Linked DNA regions of Mus musculus: regions 1 and 3 are each linked to region 2. The links are chromatin loops, found by intact Hi-C in ENCODE. Cell type or tissue: gastrocnemius. All regions are shown on one strand.

Region 1 (8,000 bases), 330 kb before region 2:
AGAAGCCAGATGCTGGGAGTGGGGAAGGGGACACCCTTGTGACTGTGCTTCAGTAGGTAAGGGGTAGAACCCGCATTCCTGGCAGCCAGGGCTCCTGATCTTTTGCTTTTTAAACATGTTTCTTGCAGGTTATGTAGATGGTCTTATTGGTACCTGCAGATGTAGACTAGGGAAAGTTGAAGGGAGGCTCTGTGATTCTACCAGATGACTTGGCAACAAGAGGAGGCTTGGCCATGGATCTGTCCCATGTCTGCTCTTCCTTGAGATTTGGAAACCTCATTCCCTGCAGTATAAACACCTTGTTCTGTACGCAGCCGGCTTAACCTGGCCTCCCATTTTCTGTGTCTTCACAACTGCCGTGGCCTACAGTAATCACATACTCCCTGTGGCCTGTGAGCATGAAGGCTGTCATGGAGGGCCAGAATTAATGGAGTCCAGACCCAAGACCCCTCAAAAGGGAGCCTCGGCTGTTGGCCTCTCCAGACTCCACTTTTCTGGCACCCAGGACTCCTGGTTCCTTAGTTTCTAAACATGGTCCTTGTAGGCTCCATAGGTTCACTGTAGGCAGTGGTAGGAGGAGCCTGGAGAGGACCCGAGGAGGCTTGGAGAAGGACTCAATGAAGCTCCTTAGCAGGAGAAGGGGTGAGGTCTTGGAACTCGACCTCCTCAAAGGGCAGGCAAAGCTGTCATTTTCCTTTGAAGTTTGAGTCTCAGGTCACAGGACCCTCAGCCCTTTTCCACCAACTGTGAGAACAACCCCTTTGCATCATCAGACAAAACCCAGACAAATAGTCCCTGTCTGGGGACAATGGAGATCTGTCAGAGTGTTCTTGAGGCATCAGCTCAGGTGGCCTGTCTAGGCAGCTATTAACCTCTCCTCATCCTGCTCAGTCCTCCACCAGGACCCCCTTTTACACACACACAAACCTGATCCTGCATAGCCACAAGCTCTTCCAGCCCTGCCTCAGCCGGGAATCCAAATGTGTCCCCAGCAAAGTGGCTTTGCTCTGTGCCGTACACTTTGGTTTTTGTTGTTGTTAGTTTGGTTTTTGTTTTGTTGTTTTGTTTTTTGAGGCAGGATCTCTCTACATAGCCCTGGCTGTCCCGGAACTCTCTATGTAGACCAGCCGTGCTTTGAACTCACAGAGATTCACCTACCTCTGCCACCCGAGTGCTGGGATTAATGCACTTTGGAGAAACCAGAGAAAGAGAAAGCATCCTGAACTGTGCCTGGAGATGCACACCTTTAATCCCAGGACAGGAAAGGCAGAGGCAGAGGCAGGCAGATCCCTGTGAGTCCCAGGCCAAGCCAAGCTGGTCTACGTTATGAATTTCAGATCAGCTAGGACTGTGTAGTGAGACATCAATTTTTAGAAAAATCACTAGCTATATGATGGATCACTGTGGAAGAAAAGGCCCGTTGACGTTTGTTAGCTGGCACTCTAGGTGTGTGTGCATGTGCGCGTGTGTGCGTGTGTGCGTGCGTGCGTGTGTGTGTGTGTGTGTGTGTGTGTGTGTGTGTGTGTTATGGGCCAGACACTGTACTAAACACCTGGTAAGAACCAGACATGAAAAGTCAAGGGACAGAGACCTTAAGTAACTTCCCTAAGGTCAGCAAAGTGAGTTGGAAGAACAGGCTCTTTACTGCAGCAGGTGAGAAGACAGGGGACCAAGGCAGCTCCCTGGGGGAGCTTTGGAGACTTTGAAGCCCAGACCAAGTTAGCACGTAACTCAGTAGTCGAGCACTTGCCTGGACCGTGCAAGGCTCTGGTACTACAAAAAAGGAAAAGAAATCTGTATTAGGACTTGCTTTCCCACCTTGGCCTTGATCCTTCCGACTCCTGGCCCCGCCCCCACCCCGCCCACTCCCCAGGCCTATCAGACCCAGCTTGGAAAGAAGAACAAGCATATTTGATTTCTTCTCGATCTGCCAGCTTTCCTTGGAGCCTGACCCTGGACCAGACTGGTTATCCCAAAGCAGTAAACAGCCCTGGCATCCCACGGGTGAGGTCCAGGCTGGGGAGGGCTTGTCCTGGGAAGGCTTTTGTCCTTCGCAAAAGTTGATCAGGACGGAGATGCCAGGCGCAGGGATCTCAGATCCGCTGAGACATGTCCTGAGTAGTGCCGGTAAGCGTGGGCTTGTCGTCACGGTTCTAGCCTGTAGGGGTGCTTCACGCTGTACCCCAGACTCAGAGGTGGCCCCACTTTCCAAGGGGGCATCGCTGCTGATGTGAAGGATGGAGTGTCAGGGATGGAGGGTGAGAGTCATTACACAGTATGTCTGGCGAGCATGTGGGGACGTGTGTGCATGCCTTTGCAGCAGAGCAGAGACTGAGGACCACTGAGGAGGGAGTGACGTGGCGTCTCAGGACTGGATGATCTGGGCTATGGATAAGCATAGGAGCAGAGCAACGTTACTGTTTCTCCTATTCATGATGATGATTAGCACCTGTCACATGCAAGGACCCAGCCATGGGGATTATTCTTCACTTGAAAACAGGTGCCCTGTGTAGGAGCTGAGGGAAAGAAGTGGGAGGAGGGGGAAACGGAATGGGAGCAAGCCCAGGGCCTCGCGCAGGTGAGGCAAACAGCTTACTTTGTTTTGCTTGAGATGCAGTCTGCTGTGGTCTGGCCTCACACTCACTAATCAGAAGAAGTCCAGCCTGGGCAGGATTCATGCATTCCAGGCAAGCATGTTACAAACGTAGCCACATCCCCAGCCCTAATGTCTTGTTTTTAAGGAAGATACACCTGCCAAATATGCTGACCCATGCCTATAATTCCAGCATTTGGAAGACTGAGGCAGGAGGATTGTCTGAGTTGCCAGCTTGGCCAAAGAGTGAGACTCAGTCCATCAAAAAAGACATAAGTCTCTCTTGGGAAAAGCCTGAGAACAGGTCAAGTCTAGTCTCTGTGGCCAAAACTGGAGGATCATGGATGACGTGGGACTCTGAACGTGGGATCGCGCACCTCAGGTGCGGGTCAGTGGTCTCTTACCACGGTCTCTGTGGAAATTCAGTAAAAATACATGTGGCGCTTGGCGTTTGCCTGCGACATAGCATTCCAGATCCAGGACTGTCAGTTGTCCCCTCTCTTTCCAACCCTTTTCAGTCAAGGAAGCCTCTTGTTTTCGCCAATTGAAACTGCTGCAATGCTGGTGTCGAGCAGAAGAGGGTGCGCTACACAAAGCCACCGCCGAGTCGAGCAGAATCAGGGAGCAGGTGGGGGTCCCACCCCGGACTGCGGGCGGGCGGGCTCTGGCGCACTGCTCTCTGCTAAACCGCTCTCCAGCTTGTGGTTGAGTGTACTGGGCGTACACCTGCTGCCTCAGCCATTGGTTCCCTACTCAGCCCAAGCTGAGCTAGTTACTAACACGGTCCTGTTTGTCCTAAACCTCCCTGGCTCAGACCCCGGGCCGGTGGGGAGGCACCACTAGGGCACTAGATGTTGATGAAAGATCCCTGGTCCCCGTTGGCTGTCTCCGGTTCCACGCAGCGCCCCTTCCTCCGAGTGACCCTGCGGTTCCGGTGGAATTTGGCATAGCAACGCAGCCCTGAGTGGAAGAAGGCAAGGAAGTCAGAACCGAGGGTGACAGTCTCCTCTTTTTTCTTCCCCTCCAGCCTTCCCAGGCTTCTCATCCAACAGCCCCCATACACACGAGCCTGAAAAGACTTAAGAAACTGGGCTGGTCACACAGGCCTGTACAGTATCCTAACACTAAGGAGGCTGAAGCAGCAGGTTTGAATCTAGCCTGAGGCTGACCAGGACTACATAGCAGACTCAAAGCAAAACAAAAACAAAACTTAAATGTTGAATGTGGGGCTTGTGGATATTAAGAGCACACTCATCGCTGAACTACACACAACCTCATAAATTTAGGTGGAAAAAGTTGAGCATAGTGGCCCATTCTTTAGTCCCAGCATTTGGGAGGCAGAGGCAGATGGATCACTGATTCTGAGGCCAGCCTGGTGTACAGAGTAAGTTCCAGGCTAGCCAACTATACAGTGAAACCCTGTCTCAAAAAAAAAAAATCCAAAAGATTAAACGAACAAATGAAAGACTGAAGCTGTAGGCCAGGTATAGAGTACTTGCTTAGAAAGCCCTAGGCCCAGGAATCAAGAGATAAAATCTCTCACCATATGGGGAGATGGCCTAGGCAGTAAACTGATTGCCCTGCCAACATTAGGGACCCATGTTCAGATCCCAAGAACTCCTGTAAAAAGCCAGACTCTGTAGTGCATCTGCAAGGGACTACAAAGCTTCTACGGCAAGATGGGATTGCTTGGCCAGACAGCACCCACAGCCAGGCGGTGGTGGTGCACACCTTTAATCCAAGGCAGGCAGATCTCTGAGTTCAAGGCCAGCCTGGTGTACAGAGTGAGTTCCAAGATAGCCAGGGCTACACAGAGAAACCCTGTCTTCGGGGAAGAACAAGCAAACAAAAACAAACAAACAGGGGGCTGGTGAGATGGCTCAGTGGTTAAGAGTGCCGACTGCTCTTCTGAAGGTCCTGAGTTCAAATCCCAGCAACCACATGGTGGCTCACAACCATCCGTAATGAAATCTGATGCCCTCTTCTGGAGTATCTGAGGACAGCTACAGTGTACTTACATATAATAAATAAATCTTTAAAAAAACAAACAAACAAACAAACAAACAAAAAAAGGCATACATAGCAGCAAACGAGTGACCCTGTCTCTAGCAAGGTAGAAGGCAGGGGCTGACACGTAGGATTGTCCTCTGTCTCCACACATGAGCCTGGCACATGCACCTCTACACTCGTATACAAACACACACATACATCACACACAAATACCTCAAACACACACCACACAGGCTCATCCGTCATACACACAAACACATGATGTCACCTAATTAAGTGTGAACCTGCTGACACCAGTGGGTAGGTATCTTGCCCGTGGCTCTGTTTATCGGGGCTTTAGTCTACCTGAGATGTGAGTAGATATTTTTTTTTTTTCATTTAAGATCATAGTAGGTCCCATCCCCCTGATAACATGAAAGGAGATGTTCTCTGTGGCCCAAGAAACCCCTGCATTTCAGGGTCAGAATGACCTCAGAGTGAGAGGATACCTCTGTTTCAAGCTGGAGGGCAAAGGGGCTGCTGGGAAGTTTGTGATTGGAAGGCTAGAATTTGTTACGGTTTGAAGACAAGGTCTCATGTAACCCAGGCTGGCCTTCCACTTGCTTTGTAGCTGAGGATAGCCTTGGCCCTCATGATCCTCTTATGTCCATCTCTAAGGCACTGAGATCACAGGAGTGCTCCACCAAGCTTAGTTTTATGTGGTGCTGAGTGAGTGACCCAATTCTTTCTGCAGCTAGACAAGCGCTCTGCTAGCTAAGCCAGATCCCCAGCCCCAAGGCCCAGCACTTGGCCAAAGTGACAGTAGAGGGCCAGTTGTAGAAGCAGGAATGTTAGGCGGTGACAGAAGCCATTAGGAGCTTCCAGACTCTGCTGGCCTGGCCTGCTCTGGTCCCTCTCAGGTCCTTCCTGAGTGGCATCTTGGGTGAACCCCCTTACTTTCTGGCCATGTTTAATGTTTAATGAGCTATCCAAATCATAGCTTCCACTCTCCCCTTTGTTCCTGGAATCTGAGTCTCCAGGAAGAAGTAGGAATTTGGGTGAAACTAATCAGTACAGGAAGACACAATTAGGCTCTGGATGCAGACACCTGGAGGATCCCTAGAAAGCAAGCAGTGTGAGCAGCTTGCCATCTGAGGCCCACAGGAGGAGGCTTTCCCCGTGAGAGCCTCCCACAGCCCCCTTACCAGGCCAACACCAAGGCCTCAGTGGCTCACCTATATACTGTGCCCCTGTCTGCCGCTCTGCGAAGTGGCCGGTGCTCTGGACACAGGCAACAGCATCTTACATCTTTTCACTCGTCCAGCCTATTCCCTGTCCTCAACTGTCCCCAGTTCTGCAATCAGAGATAGCTTTTGGGGGGGGGGGGACACAGGGTCTCATGCCTCCAAGGCTGGCCGACTGAGAATGGAGTTTGATATCCCAACCACTCCCAACCGTTCTTCTACCTCCCAAGCTTAGATTGTACGTACACCAAATTTTCACCAGCAACAGAACTCAGGGCCTAGGGTATGCTAGGTAAGCTATAGTGAGCCTTGTCACTATACCTAGCTTACCAGAGCTATCTTTTAAACACAGCGGCTAGACCATGTGACTTCTCTGTATAAGTGTGGGCATTACTTCCGATCACTAATCAAACAAAATCTAAACAAGGGCAACACAGTGTGGCTCTTCTGGAAACTTCCTTTATCCTTCTTCTCTACCTACTAACCTTCTAGGAAAAAGCAGCCTTTACAGACCTTATGACATTCCAAGGACCTTTCTTTTCTCTTTTTCTTTTTGGGGGTGGGTGTAGTGTAGTTGGGATGGACACAGGGCCCTCTATAGCCTAGGCTGCCCTGGGTGATATTCCATAGCTGGTTGAAGATGACCTTGAAGCTATGAGTCTCCTGTCTCTACGTCTGGATGCTGAGATCACAGGCCTGTGCCACCGTGCCTGGCTCCAGGGACAGCTTATCTATGGATTTGTTTTCTTGTTATCTCACTTCACTGGAATGGACCTCAGGAATGGAGATGGCACGGGGCTCTTCTGAGGCTGTGAACTAGACTTGGAGCGGGGCTCAGGTTCACAGACCAGCTGGGGAAGGGTTGTGCTCTCAGAGCCTGGAATGCAGGCTGAATTTGGTTGGCTTGTCCATTCTGATACCTTGTATTTAAAAGGGTGCTTATCTCTCAGAGCTGCGTGCCGAAATAAATACTGTATAAATAAATAAAGATCCGATTGAAACAGGGGAAGCCTGTGGCAGTGACAGCCCCATTCAGGATGGCCACGTTGGTCTTTAATGAATCTCACTGGTGGGAACCAGGTACTCAATGATACTATGGCTACTTTTGTGTCAGTCTGAAGATTCTCCGAAGATGCAATTAGAATTATTTTTCCACTTATTTCCTTCATCCTTCTCTATTTAAAAATTTTCTTTAAGATTTATTTTGAAGTCAGCCAGCGACAGCACATACCTTTAATCCCAGCACTCAGGAGGCAGAGGGAAAAGGATCTCTGTTAGTTCAAGGCTAGCCTGGTCTACAAAGCAAACCCAGACCAGCCTGGGCTATTATACCATAAAACCCTGTCTCAGACAAACAAACAAACAAAGATTTATTTTGAGTTTGATTGTTTTGTCTGCTTGTATGTATGCGTACCAACATAATTGTTTGGTGTCTGAAGGTCAGAAGAGGACACTAGATCCCCTGGAACTGGAGTGTTGGATGGTAGTGAGCTGCTATATTGCTGTGAGGAACTGAACCTGGGTCCTCTGCAACAGCAGCAAGGGCTCTTAATCACGGAGCCATCTCCCCATCCCTGGCTCTGCCTTTCATATGGGTAGGGGATTGAACTCGAGGCCTTCCAAGAAAGAGCTCTACCACTGAACTACACCTTCAGCAATTTATGTATTCATTTAGAAACTGGATCTTAATATGTATACCAGGCTGGCCTTGAACACAGAGATCCACCTGCCTCTGACGCCTGAGAGATTTTATCTCCAAATTTTTTTTTTTCCTGAAGCAGAGTTATGCTAAGTTGCAGAGGAAGGCTTCAAACTCGTTATCCTCCTGCCTCAGTCTGAATTACAGATCAATGGCATCATTGCTTTCTCTCTCTCTCTCTCTCTCTCTCTCTCTCTCTCTCTCTCTCTCTCTCTCTCTCTCTCTCCTCTCCCTCTTTCCCTCTCCCCTTTCTTCCTTTTTTGGTTCATTTTCATTTATTTTTGTTTATTGATGTGCGTCTGTGTGTGCACTGTGCAGGTGAAGGGCAAAAGACAACTTTGCTTGGCTCTCTCCTTCCACCTTTATACAGATTCCAGGCATTGAATACAGGTCATCAGGCTGGCAGGGCAAGCCCTTTACATGCCCAACCAATTGCTAGTCCTAGTTTGTTTTTTTCCAAGCCAGGTGTCACTGT
Region 2 (8,000 bases):
AACATCCCCAGCCCCCACTACAAGTCTGGCACTTAGTAGACCAGGCAGCCACTGAGAATTATCACCGATAATAATAATTGTCTTTATGGAAATCATTTAAGGTGAATTTTAATGTACTTCACAATGGGATTTCTCCCCCCACCACCACCAGAAACTCTCTGCTATGAGAGGGTAACATGGGCTCTGAATATTAAGTAGTCAGGGGTTACCAAGGGTGTCTCTGCCTGTTGGACACCTCCCCAGTCAGTTAATTACCTTCCTAACATCCATCAGATGAGGGACACAGAGGAACAGAGTCTCCCAGCCCCCGGCCCAGTGACTAGGTTCTTTTGCAAACTGGCCAGGTATGGTTGCACCTGTCATCCCAGTTCTCTGGAAACAGAGGCAGGAGGATTGCTGAAAGTTCAAGAGCAATCAACCTGAGCTATGTTTCTAGATCTAGCCAGCTAGAGCTACACTGTGAGCTCCTATCTTGAAGCAAAACAAAATAAAAACTGTCCTGGTGGACCAGGTTACTTTCTGCCCTTGGCAGCCCCTAGTGGGGCCTGAGCTCATCTGTAACCAGTCCTCTGCCCGGTGGGGAAGACAACAGACAGTGCAGGCTGCAGGGGTCTGGAAGGTAACCAAACAGCTGCAGCCTCTGCCCCTGTTACTCTGCCCCATTGACATCTGCAGGGGCAGGGCTTGTGGTGACAGAGGTCGGTCCATTTCTGAGCATCCCACTTTTGCAGGTCAGTAGAGCATAATAAAAATCTTCCCCCAACTCTCCCTTGTGCTGGATTGTTCTTAGACAGGTCTCTGCTTACCTCGAGGGTCTCCAGGCAAAAAGCAAACCATCCAATAATGCGTGGGTCATGCTTTGGGTCACCCCACGAGATACCCCTCTCCTCCCACCCCTGTAAGTCCCCATTGCTCCTGGGACATCCTCAGATCTTCCCTCCCAAAGCAACATCTATGGGGTGGATGCTTCTCGTTTTTCTCCCACCGGAACCTGTTCACTGAGTGTCCAGGCCTGACCCTCTGCTCTCTACCGTGACACAGTGGTAGTGGTTTTTTGTTTTTTGTTTTTTCTCTTTGAGAATCTCCTCGGTTGCATGCCAGTATCTTAGCATGGACCTCTGGGAAATGGGGTACCTTCCATTCTCAAGGCTGATGGATTGTGGAGCTCAGGGCACTGAGGCAGGTTGATGCAGAGCTGTTCAGGGGCAGGAAAGGCTCCAAGCTCCCATTAAATCATGGCCATGGCTCAGCAGGCAAAAGGGGTGCAAAGCCTTTTTCGGGAAATGTTTTACCTGCAAACCTGCATGCTGCTGCCAGATACTGGATGTTCTCAGTAGATGCATGGGTGATGTGTGCACACTAGATGGATGGACAGACAGGTAAGGATCAAGTGAGAATGGAACAAAAGACATCAGTCTCACCAGCCCTTGACCCCTTCCAATCCTCTCGAGTCTGGGAGGCAGGAGGCCAGAAGTCCCAGCATTCCCTCCCTGTGACTTCAGCTTTGGGGCCAGTCCCGATGACAGGTTGAAGGCAGCTCCTCTAAGAAGTTGTCCTCAGCACCCAATGCCCACTGTTACTATGGTAGCTTTCCCAGGATTTTCCCAGAAGCACTCAGGGTGGGGGCTGATCCTCTGACACACCCACTCCCAGACCCCAAGTCTTGCAGAAGCCTACCCTTCCAGAAAAAGCCTGAAATAGGGGCTGGACAGATGGCTCAGTGGTTAAGAGCACCAACTGTTCTTCCAAAGGTCCTAAGTTCAAATCCCAGCAACCACATGGTGGCTCACAACCATCCGTAATGGGATCTGATGCCCTCTTCTGGTGTATCTGAAGACAGCTACAGTGTACTTGGATTAATAATAAATAATCTTTAAAAAAAAAAAAAAGCCTGAAATAGTCACATGATTTCTGTCCCCATTGCTGGCTCCCCCTCCAGCATTTAAGTGCCTATTAGGGACAAAGAGAATTGAGAACATCTGTTTCTGCAACAAGCCAATAGCGGTGTGGATCTGGGGGTGGTACACACACACACACCAGCACTGGGGCTCAGATGCAGCCCTGCAGCTGCCAAAGCAACTGGTCCCCATCATTTCTCAGGGAGATTATCTCCCAATCGGTGCAATCGGTGGCTCCTCGCTTGTTGGCGCCTATCTTCGCCCGGGGAGCCATCTCAAGCCACTGTTGCCTTGTGAGGCAGAGCATGTTGGCCTCTTGGCTGTGTTTGGAGCTGATCCCTGGTTTCAGACGAGTCCTGGGGGGCCCCTCCAGCCTTCTGGAGGCTATGACAGTATACAGAAGAGATGCTGGCCCATGCCACCGAGCAGAGTGGGAAGAGCACTGGGCAAGGAGTTAAAGGCCCAGTTCCAAAGCCCAGCTCTGTCACTGGTGCTGTGCTCTTGGGTTCTGAATCTGAGGGCACAGTCAGCAAGGTACTAACCCTGCTGGAAGAGCCTCACTCTCCTCATTAGGAAACTGGGTCATGGCGTTGCTCAAATGTGACAATCAGCTTGTATGGACCCAATCCAGGTGACAGGGTAGAAGAATTGAGAGCCAGAGGGTGAGATGTGTCAGCATGCACTCACTCCCATGGGTGTCTCCACCCATGGCTGCTGCAGTCTAAAGCTGGCTCCAGATCTCAGAGATGGCTGAGGTGACTTGCTGGGCAGCCACATAAAGCCAGTGACTACTAAATCATCCATCTCTCAAAGAGAAGCCCCCACCCCTTCTCTCGTGGGTTCCTATGCCCTGACTCTGCCTCCTGTCCTCTAACACCCAGAGCAGCTAGCTTGGGAAGCTGCCTGGGTGCCAGAGAGCAAAGGTGTGCTGAGGGGAACTGGGGACAGGGTTAGGGAGGAGAGGGGAGATGAAGGGGGTGGGGACTGGGAGGGATAATGGCAAAAGAGGCAGCTGTGGCTCTTTCAACGTGTAAAGCGAAAAATGAGATTTATATTTAAAAACCAAACAATGCCTCCTCTCCTGCCTTCAAAAGAGAGCGGAGCAGTGACATAGAGGATGGCTTTAACCCCGGAAGTGCTGAATTTGGGGTCCAGGAGAAAACCAGCTTTTACGTGGGGCCCCCAATGGTGGCTAAATGACCTTGACAGAATCGCCTGATCCCTCAGAATATCTCGACTCAAATTCCATAATCAACTCAGGACACAAGGGGACTCGGTGAGAGACCCAAGTGTTCTCCCAAATCCTGGCTACCGTGGCTCTCATGACTGGGTCATGTGACAGGCCACTACTGCTTTACCAACAAGAGAGGTCCATGCCCCCAACTCCGGGAGCCGGCAGTAGGGTCCCAGAGTGGGGCCTAGCTTCCTCTAGGAGACAGGTCCTCCTGAGGAGGCAGGGGCTTTCCTCATAGCTCCACGGCATCTACCACACGGCCTGAGGCAGAGATTCTTAGGGTTCTGCCCCGCTTGAGGGATTTGCCTATCTTTGCCTTCATCCTTCTCCTGCTGCAGTTTCTCTTCAGGGAGGAAAGACTCTTCTCAGCAGAGCAGCCAGGCCTTGCATTCAGCCAGGCGCAGCCCTGAACTGACAGGCTAAAGAACAACTGTATCCCCCTTGCCTCTGCCTGGAGCTGCTCTGGGCTATCATTTGCTCACAGCCCCTGTGGTTTCTTTTCATCCTCCCCAGAGCAGCGTGGAGACTGCTTATCTGGTAATTGAGATTGTTCTACAAGGTGGAGCTCATTGCACCGGGTGCCAAGAATTTGTGATGCTTTCTGAATACCTGGGACACTGTCCCAGTACAGAGTGAGGGGGACGTGCACATCCAAATGGTCTCACAGATCTATCTGTACATATGCACATGCATGGTTAAAGAAATGCTAACAACTTTGGTAAAACGGACTTGGGCGTTCTACAGATAGCCTTGCCTTGTTGAACTCAGACTGTACTCCAAGATGTGGCCTTGAACCTAGGAGGTACCCACCAGAAGGCCCTCTGCAGGTCAGGCAGCCTCTCTACCCGCCATTGCTCCTAGCGGGCCCCAGAATAAGCTTGGCTCTCTTCTGTAAGAAAGGCTCTGAATAGGTTGTCCTTGGTTGCTACAGAGAACTGAGTGTTGATGCCAGCGTATAGCAACCATTCGAGAGGCCTAACAAAGTAGCAGAAAGCCAGGGACAGCAGGGATGAAGCCCTCGTCCTCGGTAGATGCAGGCTCAGGAGCTTGCTTCTGGCAATGCTCTCCTTGGGCCTCATCGTTCAAGGCCATTCATCTGGATTTAGCACCGGCAGCCTGGGCTGATTAAATGTGCTACCGTCTCCTTCTGACTGTTTCTCAGCAAGGTATCAGTCACTCCTCAGTCGGCTTTGACCTTGGCACTGAGAAGGGCACCTTTGGCACATCTGCCTCAACGCTACAGTCGTCTGGCTATGTGACCAGAAGAGACTGAAGGAAAAGTGCCCTGGATGGTCTCAGCAGCAGGCAGGGCGGGGGGTGAGGGGGGTGGCGACGACCCTCCAGCTGTGAGGACAGGTAGGCCACGTCACCAGCACCTCTCCTGGCTAACTTCTCCTAAGAACCCTGAGCTCAGTCCATTGTCATCTCCTCCCAGAAGCCCCTCCTGATTGGCTCCAATCTGCAGCTGATCTCCGCCCTCAGCGAGCTACACTTCTTGCTGTTCCATGGCTGACTTTGTCCATCCCCTTTCCCTAATAGAAGCACACTCACCCAAAGGGGCCTCTCTCCTCACTGCCTATACCCAAGGAACTCTCACAAGTCAAGCAGAGCCTGATCCCTGTGAAGGTGGACTGGAGTTTCTCTCCGACGCCCCCTGGTGGCTGGTTGCATTCTTACCAGGCAAAGCATCTGGACTGTTTCTAGGGACCCTCTGTTTCAGTGGCCAGGTGAGAAAAGATGGCAGATGGAGGGAGGGAGGGACGGGTGGGCGTGAGCCCACATTTAACTTGAGAATGGGTCTTCCTTTCCAGCTGACTTGAGCAGTCATCAAAGCCTGGCAGGCTCTGACTTGAAACCTTGATCCCATTCCCACCTCCACAGTAATGTAGACTTACCTCTCCTCTCACCATTGAGCAACTGGAGGCCCAAGGCAGAGGACCTCACTTTGAAGACAGAAACGCTATAGGCCAGTCTTGAGACGGGAGGCAGCTCCTAAGGGGCCCTGGTGTTTCCTCTCTCCTCATCTCTTCCACATGGTCTCGGGCCGCCTCTTGCCTATCTTGGAATGCCCTGAGGAAGGTGGCTGGCTCACGCTGAGGGGAGCTACCTTCTTGGCCTGCAGGTGCTGGCCCAGTCACTCCCACATTAGGGAAACTTCATAGCATTGTGGCCATGGGAAGGACACGTGGGAGTCCAGCCCTCCATGGCCTCGGCCACCCATCAGTCCTACGATACCTTCCTCACACCTCACACTCAGCAAGGACGAACCCGTGGCTGGAGTCCTCATGTGAGCAAGACACTGTGAGGTAAGCGGAGACAGGACAAGAGGCCGTGGGAGAGAATTCACATGGGCACAGACTAAGGTTTGAATGATGGGTGACTTGGACAATTAATCTTCTCCCTTTACTCTAGTCTTTGTCTCATGAAAAAATAGCCCTCAATAACCTATTCATGGAGCTGTTAGGAACATTAAAACAATATATGTAAGCTCCAGAACAAGGCTTGGCACACAGGGAGCTTGCAATAAATGCCATCGTTATCCCCGACATTCCCTCAGTCATTTATCCAACACCTTAATTATTTACAGGTTTCCGGAAACATGAGCTAGACCTTAAGAGATCTTCAGAGTTACTGTCATTTTCCCCTTCCACTTCCAACCCTGGGTGGAATTCACCTGTCCTTACTGCTGCGGGTCAGCCAGCTATGTGGTACGCATGTCAGTGTGGTCAGTAAACCTGTCCCATAGGGTCTAGCCACTCGCAAGCCTGTGCTCCATGGCCAGTTGTTGAAACACACTGTGGTCAGTTGTGCTAGTGCTGGGCAGGTGCTGAAATACAGTCTTACTTGCCTGTCTACCAGCCACCTGTTGGGGGACACTGACACTAAACACGCTAACAAACGGACACAGAACACACACTGGAGCTGTCTTGTTATCCATGACTCTAGCTCTAACTGTGGTGGCGATTCTAAGCTGTGGTGGGAAATACAGAAGCAAGGGTATGGCGGGAGCATGGAGTGCGGACTTTGGGGCATGCCTTAATTACCACAGAGCCCAGAGCAATTTCCTGTTACCCACCACACACACAGTTTGGTCAGGAGCATGTGACCAAGACGTTCCCTGGCTCCTCTAGTGCTTCTACATCTTGGGAAGTAGGAGAGCATCTCACAGTTACAGCTGCCGGCCCCTGCTGATGAGCTCCGCCTGGGTCCAGTGATTGCCAGGCCCCCAGGCAGGGCCTCACTGGGCTTCACCACCCTCTGCTGTCCTGGCAGATCACAAGTGTCAGCTGGCTACCACAAGAGTCCAGGTCTCGCCAGAGGCACTCTTACACCAGCCTTCGTGGTCTGTAGCCAGTAATGAAAGAGGCTGACAGTCCATTAGCAGTGGGCACAGAGGAGAACAGCTGTCAGCCACCTCCCTTCCAGGGCCATTGAGGGTGAAGTCAACTGCACGGGATGTGTCTGGGTGTGCATCTGTATGTAATTTTTGGAAGGCAAACAAAATGGGAAGAGGGTATCAGTCGTCGCAGCTGTGATGACACTTAGAAGCTGAACTGTCGACATGTTTCTTGTACCCTCTGGTTCCAACCCTCACGGGCAGGTCCATAGAGCAACTCTTTATCAGAACCAGCCAAATCACAGGGTGAGAAGACTCCAGGGCTGCCCAGTTGTCTCCGTCAACCTCTCTGTGGTGTGACTCTTTGCTTCAGCGTTCTTGCCAAGGAACCAGCTTTTCTCTTTAGTTACGACAAACTCACCCCCCATGTTGATGCTCCGAACACTCCAACTTCTGTTTCCACTCACAGCTACAGAGGTTTCTTTAACACAAGAGCTGTTACATCGGGTCATGCAACTCCTATCTGCACGTCCTGGTTTTGCTCTTTGAATACCACATGCCTGGCCCAGTCCTTCTTCCCCAAGACAACTCTCTTGGGTCTCCTTTCCAGGCCAGTGTGGTCTTGTGTGCCTTCATCTTTCTTCCAAATGCATCTGGGGCAAGATCCGGTTTGTTAATATCACCTTCAAAATATGGTTCCCACATTGAGAACCTATAAAATGTCTGCTACAGCTGTTACCCATGTAACACACACACACACACACGCATATGTGTGGGTGCACACACTTAGAAATGTTGCTGGCTTCTAACTATATCTCCATTCATTCTACATTTCATATGCTGTCAAAGGTACTTCTGAAACCTAAGTCCTCTGTCTCCACACAGAGTCTCTCCAAGGCAAACAAGGTGTCCAAGTTCAAGTCCAGCCCGTGAAGAATGGCCAGGGCTTCTGCCTCCTTGTTCTGAACTGTAATCTCTTTCCTGTGTATCTCCTGTAGCATGGCAACCTTCACCAAGGTCATTACTGTCTTAGTCTGAGGTTAGGGCTAGGTTCCAGTGTGAGTGTGGTTGGTTATTAACACAGGAAGTAAGATGGCATATGGTGGGTTCATGGTTCGTTCCCCTCCACAGCAGGCCAGCCCCGAGCTTCCAAGGTCTTCTAGGTGGGGCCCTGTGTGAGGGTTCAGCAAACGTATGGAAGGAGGGCAGGTTTGAGCAGCAGAGGTGAACAGGGAGACCACAGAAAAGAACAGTTGACTGAGTAGAAAATAGGGGGCAGGAACCAGCATCCCCCACGGGCCCATGGTGCCTGTCGGTGGGAGCATTCTGAACCCTTCAAGGTTCAGGGTGAATTCCAGGCCTGAACCCCAGCATCAGATAGCAGAGAGGCAACCTTACAACTGGTAAGGACTGAAGACCTAGCTAAAATCCCTGACTTCTGTTCCCCACTCACCCCCCCCCCCCGAGACTGAGGAATCCCCAGTGAGCAACCCTACAGGCAGGCGAAGATCCCGAGGGGCCTGGAATTGGA
Region 3 (8,000 bases), 260 kb before region 2:
GCGCGTACACACACACAGAGAAGAATAATCTTGGCTACTCTTTTTATTCATCCCTGCTTTATGCTAGCCTTCCTGGCTGGGCCAGGATTGGTTTTATCTACAAGCTGCCTTTCTGTGCCATGCTTGGGGTAGGCCGTGGGGAGGGTGTGTTAGGCTGTAGGTTAGGCTACTTGCTTTCTGGCATCTCAGCTCCTTCCCAGAATGCTCCATGGCTGACTGGGGGTGAGGAGAGGTCTTGTCACTGTTGTCCTAATAGAGCCACTGTGACCCCCCCCCCCCACCCCCAGCTCTGCCTTCATCTTTTAGTCTGTGGTTTGGTGCCACCTGCTGGTGAGGTGGGACAGCCGCCTGAGCTGGGACTTGCCTTAGTTCCTTGACCCTTCTGTCTAATTGCTTCTAAGTCTCTGTCTTGGGTCTTCCGGGACTACGTGTGTGTGTGTGTGTGTGTGTGTGTGTGTGTGTGTGTGTGTGTGTGTGTGTGTGTGACCCGTTCTGGTGCCCATAAAAGAAAAAGCATCAGATCGCCTGCCTTTGGAATTCTAGGTGGTTGTGAGCCTGACATAGTGCTGGGATTTGAATGTGGCTCCTCTGGGAGAACAGCAAGTGCTCTTAACCTCCACGCCATCTCCACTCCAAACTCCCCAGCTCCCCCGTTCACCCCAGTCCTTTCTAAGGGGACTCCGAGTCTGAGGGGAGGGCAAGGTCCCACCCACCTTAATTGCTAATCATAAGAGGAGCGACTGGTGGCCTCGGGCCTAGCGTAATGGAAGGGAGCATAAACTCGTGAGCTTGGGTTGTAATGAATGTTAGGTAAGGTAGAGCTTTAGGGCAAAGGACTGCAATATGTGTGTGGAGCCTACCTGGCTCAGAAGAGGGAGCCCAGAGCACTGAGGCTGTCCTTTCAGGCCAAAAAAATTAAAAAAAAAAAATAAAAGAAAGAAAAAGGCTTCTCAAGGGTCAGGAACCCACCTAAGAGACCCAAGGAGTTGGCTGAAGTGTGGCGTGACAGTTAAATTCAGTAGTTCTGGGAGACCATCTGGTTGACAGAGACGTGGCGGTCAGGAGGTTGTGTTGCTCAGGGAGGTGAAGTGTGAGTTCTTGGGCATCCCAGTGGGTGCTTGTTGTCCACTCAGATGTGAACAGGGATTGTCACCACCCTTCCCTAACATGAAACAGAATAAGATGGCAAGTGGCACCCGGAATCAACATAGCAATACAGTCAGTCTGCATTGGGGTACTGTGATCCACGTTCATTCTTTTTTTTTTTTTTTAAGGTTTATTTATTTATTATATGTAAGTACATTGTAGCTGTCTTCAGACACTCCAGAAGAGGGAGTCAGATCTCGTTACGGATGGTTGTGAGCCACCATGTGGTTGCTGGGATTTGAACTCTGGACCTTGGAAGAGCAGTCGGGTGCTCTTACCCACTGAGCCATCTCACCAGCCCCCACGTTCATTCTTAACCCTCAACTGGGCTGAGCCCACCACCCTGGAGGCATCGAGGAGGAGCTGAGGTCAGCGTTCCTCAAGGAAAATTCCACGTGTCAGCCAGCAGGTGGCAGCCAAGGGCTCTCTCTCTCTCTTAGGGCAACAAGTTGAATATGCATTGCTACTGAATATGAGTTGAATGTGACTTCCTACTACATGTCAGGAAGAGATCACAGTTAGTCAGCCTCTGCTGGCGTTCACACTGTAGAGGGAGAAACATGACTAACAAACAATCAAATGAAGCCAGCGGCCAACATGAGGTGACACTCTCCCTACTCAGTGGGCGCCCATTAAGAACTGTGCTGGAGGCAGAGGCAGGTGGATCTCCATGAGTTTAAGACCAATGTGGTCTCTACATAGTGAGCTCTAGGCCAGCCATAGTTACACAATAAGACCCGGTCTCAAAACAAAACAAAACAAAACAGAAAACCACAACCCTCTCCCCCAGAAAACCCCAAATCAAATATAGTAGCAAGAAAGGATAAAAACTATCTTAAATATCAATTTTTATTTCTTGTATGTATATGTGTATGTGCATATGTCTCTCTGTGTGTAGCCACATGGGTGCGGATGCCCGAGGAGAGCACCCTATCCCTTGGAGTGGACGTTACCATTCGTTGTGAGCCTCCTGGTGTGGGTTCTGGAAACTGAACGAGTCCTCTGAAAAGAACAGCAAGTGCTCTTAGGTGCTGAGCCATCTCTCCAGTCCCTGTTCTCTCTCTCTCTCTCTCTCTCCCCTTCCCTCCCTCCCTCCTTCCCTCTCTCTCCCTTTCTCTTTCTTTCTTTCTTTCTTTCTTTCTTTCTTTCTTTCTTTCTTTCTTTCTTTCTTTCTTCCTTTCTTCCTTCCTTCCTTCCTTCCTTCCTTTCTTTCTTTCTTTCTTTCTTTCTTTCTTTCTTTCTTTCTTTCTTTCTTTCTTTCTTTCTTTCTTTCTTTCTTTCTTTCGAGTGAGACAAAGCATAGACAAGGCAGGCAATTTCCCTGAGGTCACACAGTCCTCTAGTCCTTCATAGAAGTGGGATTCTAGCCAGCTACTCAGGGACCTGGTCTCCACAGCAGCGCCAACAAAGGAGTACTGAGGGTGACCGGGTTGCTCGGCCAAGGGCATCAGGAAGGATCTCTGTGAAGGGACCTTTGAAGACGATGAGGAGGCCCCAGCTATACAGAGGTCTGGGACAACACCACCACACGGGCAGCCAAAGCAAAGGCCCTGGGCTGGGAATGAACCTACCTACAGCAGGAATGCAGCCAGCATGCCTGGAGCAGTGGGGACACAGCTTGCCGCTTGCCGTGAGCTTAGAGATGCAGATGCTAACCCAGAGAGTCTCCCCAGGACGCGCTGCGCACTGTGCTACATGGTGTGACATGAGCTTCCGCTAGGGACAGGAAGTTTCTGGGAACCGGGGATTAGATAGCAGCAGTTTACAGACTTGCCCGTGGAACCACATTTCCAGAGAACACTGGGTGACCGGACGGTAGCAGTGACGACGGTGTGGTCACCGCAGTGTCTTGCAGCGGCAACAGGCTCAGGCTGAGGACTCCTGTGCTGGTTTTCATTGTTAAGAGCTCACGTTCAGGCTGGGTGGTGGCGCTCGCCTTGAACCTCAGCAACACCCGGGAGGCAGAGGCAGGCAGATCGCTGTGAGTTCCGGGCCAGCCTGCTCTACAAAGCGAGCCCAGGACAGCCAGGGTTCTGTTACCCAGAGAAACCCTGTCTCCAACCCGCCTCTCCAGAAGAGCCCAGGTTCATCCTACCTGCTCACCAGCCGTTTCAGGGAGAGCTGCGTCCTCAGGCAGGGCGCCCTGCTTTGCTTGCCTTCTCCTTTTCTTCCCATCAGGACCCCCAGGCTGTGGAATGGCGCCGCCATCCCACATTCAGGGTGGATCTATCCACCTCATTTAACCCAATCAAGAAACCTCTCACAGACAAGCCCAGAGACTTGTCTCCTCCACTATTGTAGGAGCTGTTAACTAGTCATAGGTGGGAGAGGCTGGTTGCTCATGAGGATATCGGAAGTGGCTTCCAGCTCAGGGATGAGCTAAGTCATTACGGTTCAGGATCAGACATGGGATCCTACTGGAGCCAGAGCAAGGATGAGCTGGGGGCTGAAATGGACATGACATGGAAGGTGACTTCAGGGTTCTAGCATGGGTCATACCCCCAGGCAGATTGAATGAGCACCAGGGGTGCCAAGACAGTTTTAATTAAGGTGTCATAGGATGTAAATGGATTTTCTTGTATTTTCCTGGTGATTATCTCTGTTTAGCAGCTTTGTAATGGAAAGATCGCTTTTTAATTAATGTGTATGGGTGTTTTGCCTGCATGTATGTATGTCAAAGAAGACCCAAAGAGGGCATTGGATGCCCTAGAGCTGGAGTTACAGATGGTTGTGAGCCACAATGTGGATGCTGAGAACTGAACCCAGATCCTCTGGAAGAACAATCAGTGCTCTTAGTCTCAGATCTATCTTTCCAGATTCTCTTTCTTTTCTAATTTGTCTTGTAAATAGATTTGAGAAGGGAGCAAGGGGCAGTTCCTCTTGTGACCACCAGATGGCAGCATCATCAAGGCGGTTCTCAGCTTGGCGGCCTCAGACCTGAGATTTGAATCCAAAGCCCAACCAGGCTCCTTGCTGAGGGCTCAGTGCCCATCCCCAGGGTCTTTGAAGAGGCTCAGCCTTGGGGTCTCTCCATGCAACTTGTCTTTTGTTGTTTTGACACAGACTTTCAAGTATCCCAGGCTGGCCTGAGGCTGACATTGAATGTCTGCTTCTCCTGCCTCTGCTCTTTGGTCCTGGAATTGCAGGTGTGTACCACCATGCTTGGTTTAGGTTCAGGCCTGAACCTACAGGGGGTTGGAGGTGGTCTTTAGATCTGGGGTGCTCCTGCACCCCAGCAGAGCCCTGGGCCTTCTTCAAGCCCCCTCGGCTGAAGAAAGCTTAGGATACCCAGACAGATCCTATTTCATCTCCTAGTGAGTCCACTGTCCCCCCCCCCCTTCCCCCAAATTAAACCTAATCTTGTGTTGACTCTGCTGAGCAGGGAGAATAATGCAGGAGATTAAGACAAGATGGTATTCAGTCTCCTCCAACAAAAGCCAATTAATTGCTGGTAGGATTATCTCGCTGAGTTAAAGCTGCTGTCAGCTCGGCAGACAACTAGGGTGCTTCAGCTCAGGTCTGTGCTGACACAGCAGCAGGAGAGATTCAGGGAGATATTAGGAAGAACTGTCTGGGTGGGGAAGGGGGTGTGAGGATGGTGGAAGCAGCCATGCGGTGATGTGGTCAGATGGGGAGCTCTGTGGAGTCCCCCATTTCCAAATGTGTATCCTGCCTTTGCCTCCTGAGGCCAAGCCACCTGATCACCTCCATCCCAGGCCACCTGGGACCTTTCTCTGCTTTTTGGGCCACCTCCCATCAGTGAATGTGGGGTCAACCTCCTCCTCTCCCCTGACTCCCCTTCTTTCCTTTTCTTCCAGGAGTCAGGAGACACACATGTCTAGGGACAAGAACACACATTTAGTTTAGGCCTGTAATCTCAGCTACTGGGAAAGCCGAGACAAGAGAATAGAAAGTTCTAGGCCAGCCTGGGCTACAGAGTGAGTTCATCTCTAGCCTGGGCTAGAGAATGAGGGCAATTAGGCAAACTCAGTCTCAAAAATAAGAAATGAAAAGAGGACTGGTGATACAGGTCAGAGATAGAACACTTGTCCAACATATGGGGGGGGGGCTCTGGGTTTCACCCCCAGCACAGAGGGAAGAAAAGGAGTGGGGGTTTGCAAACTGACACACTAGGGTCTCCCCTGGATTTGCCGCTTCTCTTTATAGAAATAAAGGTGCAATCTGGATCCTGAGGGTCCTGCCCTGATGTTGCTCAGGCTAACCTGCCCAGGGCACACCACACACTGTGGGCTGCAGGAGGAGAATGGGGTGGGGAAGGAGCTGTCCCCACTCATGGGTTTCCCATACTACCTGTCTGAGTTGCTGTCCACTTCCCTACACAGCCCTCCCAGAGTGCTAACCTTTGTCACCCTGAGTGTACAGAAAGAAGCTGGTGTTCAAAGAGTTCCCCCTACCCCACTCCCCCTCACACTGTACCCTGTAGAGCCACAGGGGTCCAGGGCCCCCCAAGGTACATATCCTTCCCTCAGGGCTGTGGTACATTTTTTTAAAAGATTTATTTATTTATTTATTATATGTAAGTACACTGTAGCTGTCTTCAGACACTCCAGAAGAGGGAGTCAGATCTCGTTACGGATGGTTGTGAGTCACCATGTGGTTGCTGGGATATGAACTCCGGACCATTGGAAGAGCAGTCGGGTGCTCTTACCCACTGAGCCATCTCACCAGCCCGGTACATGTCTTATAGATGGATGAAGCCCTGTTTTCGGCAGATGGGAGGCTGTGGCAGACACACTGTGCTGGTCAGTGGGATGCGTGGCTCCCCTCTCCTTCCACTCTGTGGGAAGCCCAGTACCCTATCCATCGGAGAGCACAGCTTCATTGACTTTGATCTCTGAGTCATTGGTATTTTCCGAACACAACAAAAATGTCCCTGAAGTGCAGTGTGAAGTCCAGGATGTGTCGCAGCTGTGTGCCCGGTGTGCTAAGCACCGTTCATCTCTGGTTGCAATGCACTAGGTCATTCCATCTGGAGGCTCAGAGAGGGACAGCCTGGATCTGTGTCACACAGCACACAGCAGGGTGCTGGACCCTGTGGATGCCAGTCCCGCAGAGCAGGGGGGAATCGTGCAGAGCCCAAGGGGTTTCCTGAACCCAACAGTGCTTCCTACACTGGGCCTGGCCTGGGGGGATGCACCTGCACCCAAGCTCTTATTAAGCCCCTTCTGTATGCCAGACACCTTGTTATGCTTCCAGGAGACAACAGTGACCCAAAGGGGCCTCATCCTGGAAGCTCAGACAGTGTGAGAGACAGACTTTTTTTTGGAAAGGGGGAAATTGCCCACTCTGTGACTCATCACCTCTGTCATAGACAGGTGTGGAACAGTGAAGGAGCTGTGAGGGAACAGTCTCTTTAGTTTGGATGGCCAGTCAGGGAGGGCTTCCTGGAGGAGAAGGCGAGTGGACCCTTAGCCTCTGAACAGGGACAAAGAACTTCCATGTTAGGGGACATGGGCTCCCTGGCCCTTCCTGACCCATTAGTGTTCTATGGTGGGACAGGGACGCTCGTGGATTTTCTTCTGTCCTTAGATGGTGATTGAATGTGGGAGGAGATGGCTTCAGACAGTGGGCTGTGTGTGAGGAGGACAATCGAGTCCGGAGACCCTCAAAGCTTCTTAAAGACAGATACCTCAGGGAAGAAAAAAAAAAAAAAAAGGAAAACAAGAAAGAGGGAATCGGGCGGGGAAAATGATTTTCTCGCTGGCGTTTCCAGGGGAATTAAATCCTCTTGCTCGTCACCAGCGAGTGGAATAATCCAATCTATGAGGCAGAAGCCCCCTCCTATTTATTGCAGAGCCTTTGACCTAACAGTATCGGGCTGCGTTTGAAATCAGACCATCCCGGGGAGGGAGCGCCGGAGGGAGGGAGCGCCAGCCCCCGGACCAATTACTCTGCTCGCCGACACCAGAAAAATGAATTATTCCCCGAAAGCAGCCTCCTCGGCTGATGAATTCTGCACTGCAGAGCTGCGGAGTTCTCCCAAATTGAATCGAAGCTTTGAGAGATGTTTAAAACCAGGTGGAGTGTGTATTGGTGGAGAGGGGGTCCGACAGCCTTAGGGGCTTCGGCTGCTGGCAGGGGCCCAGGGAGGGAGCGAGGGATAGCCCACTTTCTTGCTGCAGCGGTCTCCTGTGCTCAGCTGGGGCGAAATGCTTTGTTCCCAGCCGGAGGCTCAGAGAGGCCAGGTTGTCTGTCTGAGGCCACACAGTGAGCAGGTAACCATGGCAACCTGGTACCTTTCCGTCCCTGTCCTCCGGGCCTTGCTAGAAACGCCTCCTCATCCCTCTCCCTCCCCGGGAAGCCCAGATTGAGCACGTTGGCTCTGAGCAAGCGCTTCCCACTCGGAATCGCTGAATCTATAAGCTGTGTGACCTGGGGCACCGAGCTCCATCTCTCTGGGCCTCGGCTTCCTGACCCCGCTCCCAGTGATGCTAAATAAAATCTTGGATTGCCACCCTGGCAGCTACAAATGACAGAAACATTTGTCACTCCAAGTGGCCAACTAAAGCAAACTTGGCATATTAGTCAGAGTCCCCTACAGGCGCAGAACTGATAGGATCGGCATCTAGAGTGAAGGGGAACGGATTAGGCTGCGTTATAAGCTGTGCTCTGGGTAGCTCAACAACTCTGCCTCCTGATTAAAAGGCCGGCCGAGAATCCGGTAGTTGTTCAGTCCACGCGGCTGGATGTCTTGGCACTTCCAATCCGATGCTGGCTCTCTGGAGGACTCTCAGAGCCCTGCTGATCATTAGTCTGCATTGAAGCCCTGAAGATGTTGACTCTAATACAGGGGAAGGAATGTCTCCACCACAGGGTAGATGAACTTGCCAGAA

The links. A loop is a pair of places that touch in the nucleus more often than their neighbours do. Peaks named below come from ENCODE experiments on the same cell type or tissue, not always from the same donor. Only the 100,000 strongest peaks of a DNase experiment are listed, where the experiment ranks them.
Region 1: a loop joins it to region 2, with 2.9 times the contacts of the local background. A loop is called at or near these places in 12 of 42 quality-filtered maps.
Region 3: a loop joins it to region 2, with 10 times the contacts of the local background. A loop is called at or near these places in 29 of 42 quality-filtered maps.

Annotation. Positions count from the first base shown.
Region 1 is chr4:148,099,030-148,107,029 of GRCm38, forward strand. It overlaps Draxin (dorsal inhibitory axon guidance protein), which reads right to left. Exons shown (of 7, transcript NM_027426.3): 7 at 1-3,553. The coding sequence ends at 3,441. Among named protein-coding and RNA genes, the nearest start is that of Agtrap, 15 kb to the left of the region's middle. In gastrocnemius, a CTCF peak has its summit at 3,167; a DNase peak (open chromatin) is centred at 3,233; H3K4me3 peaks cover 752 bases; H3K27ac peaks cover 779 bases.
Region 2 is chr4:148,425,137-148,433,136 of GRCm38, forward strand. No RefSeq gene overlaps it. Among named protein-coding and RNA genes, the nearest start is that of Ubiad1, 16 kb to the right of the region's middle. In gastrocnemius, CTCF peaks have their summits at 1,822 (motif pointing left) and 4,795 (motif pointing left); DNase peaks (open chromatin) are centred at 2,201, 4,786 and 6,440; H3K27ac peaks cover 310 bases.
Region 3 is chr4:148,166,933-148,174,932 of GRCm38, forward strand. No RefSeq gene overlaps it. Among named protein-coding and RNA genes, the nearest start is that of Fbxo2, 10 kb to the left of the region's middle. In gastrocnemius, CTCF peaks have their summits at 321 (motif pointing left) and 1,554 (motif pointing right); DNase peaks (open chromatin) are centred at 311, 1,554, 4,078, 5,559 and 2 more places; H3K4me3 peaks cover 254 bases.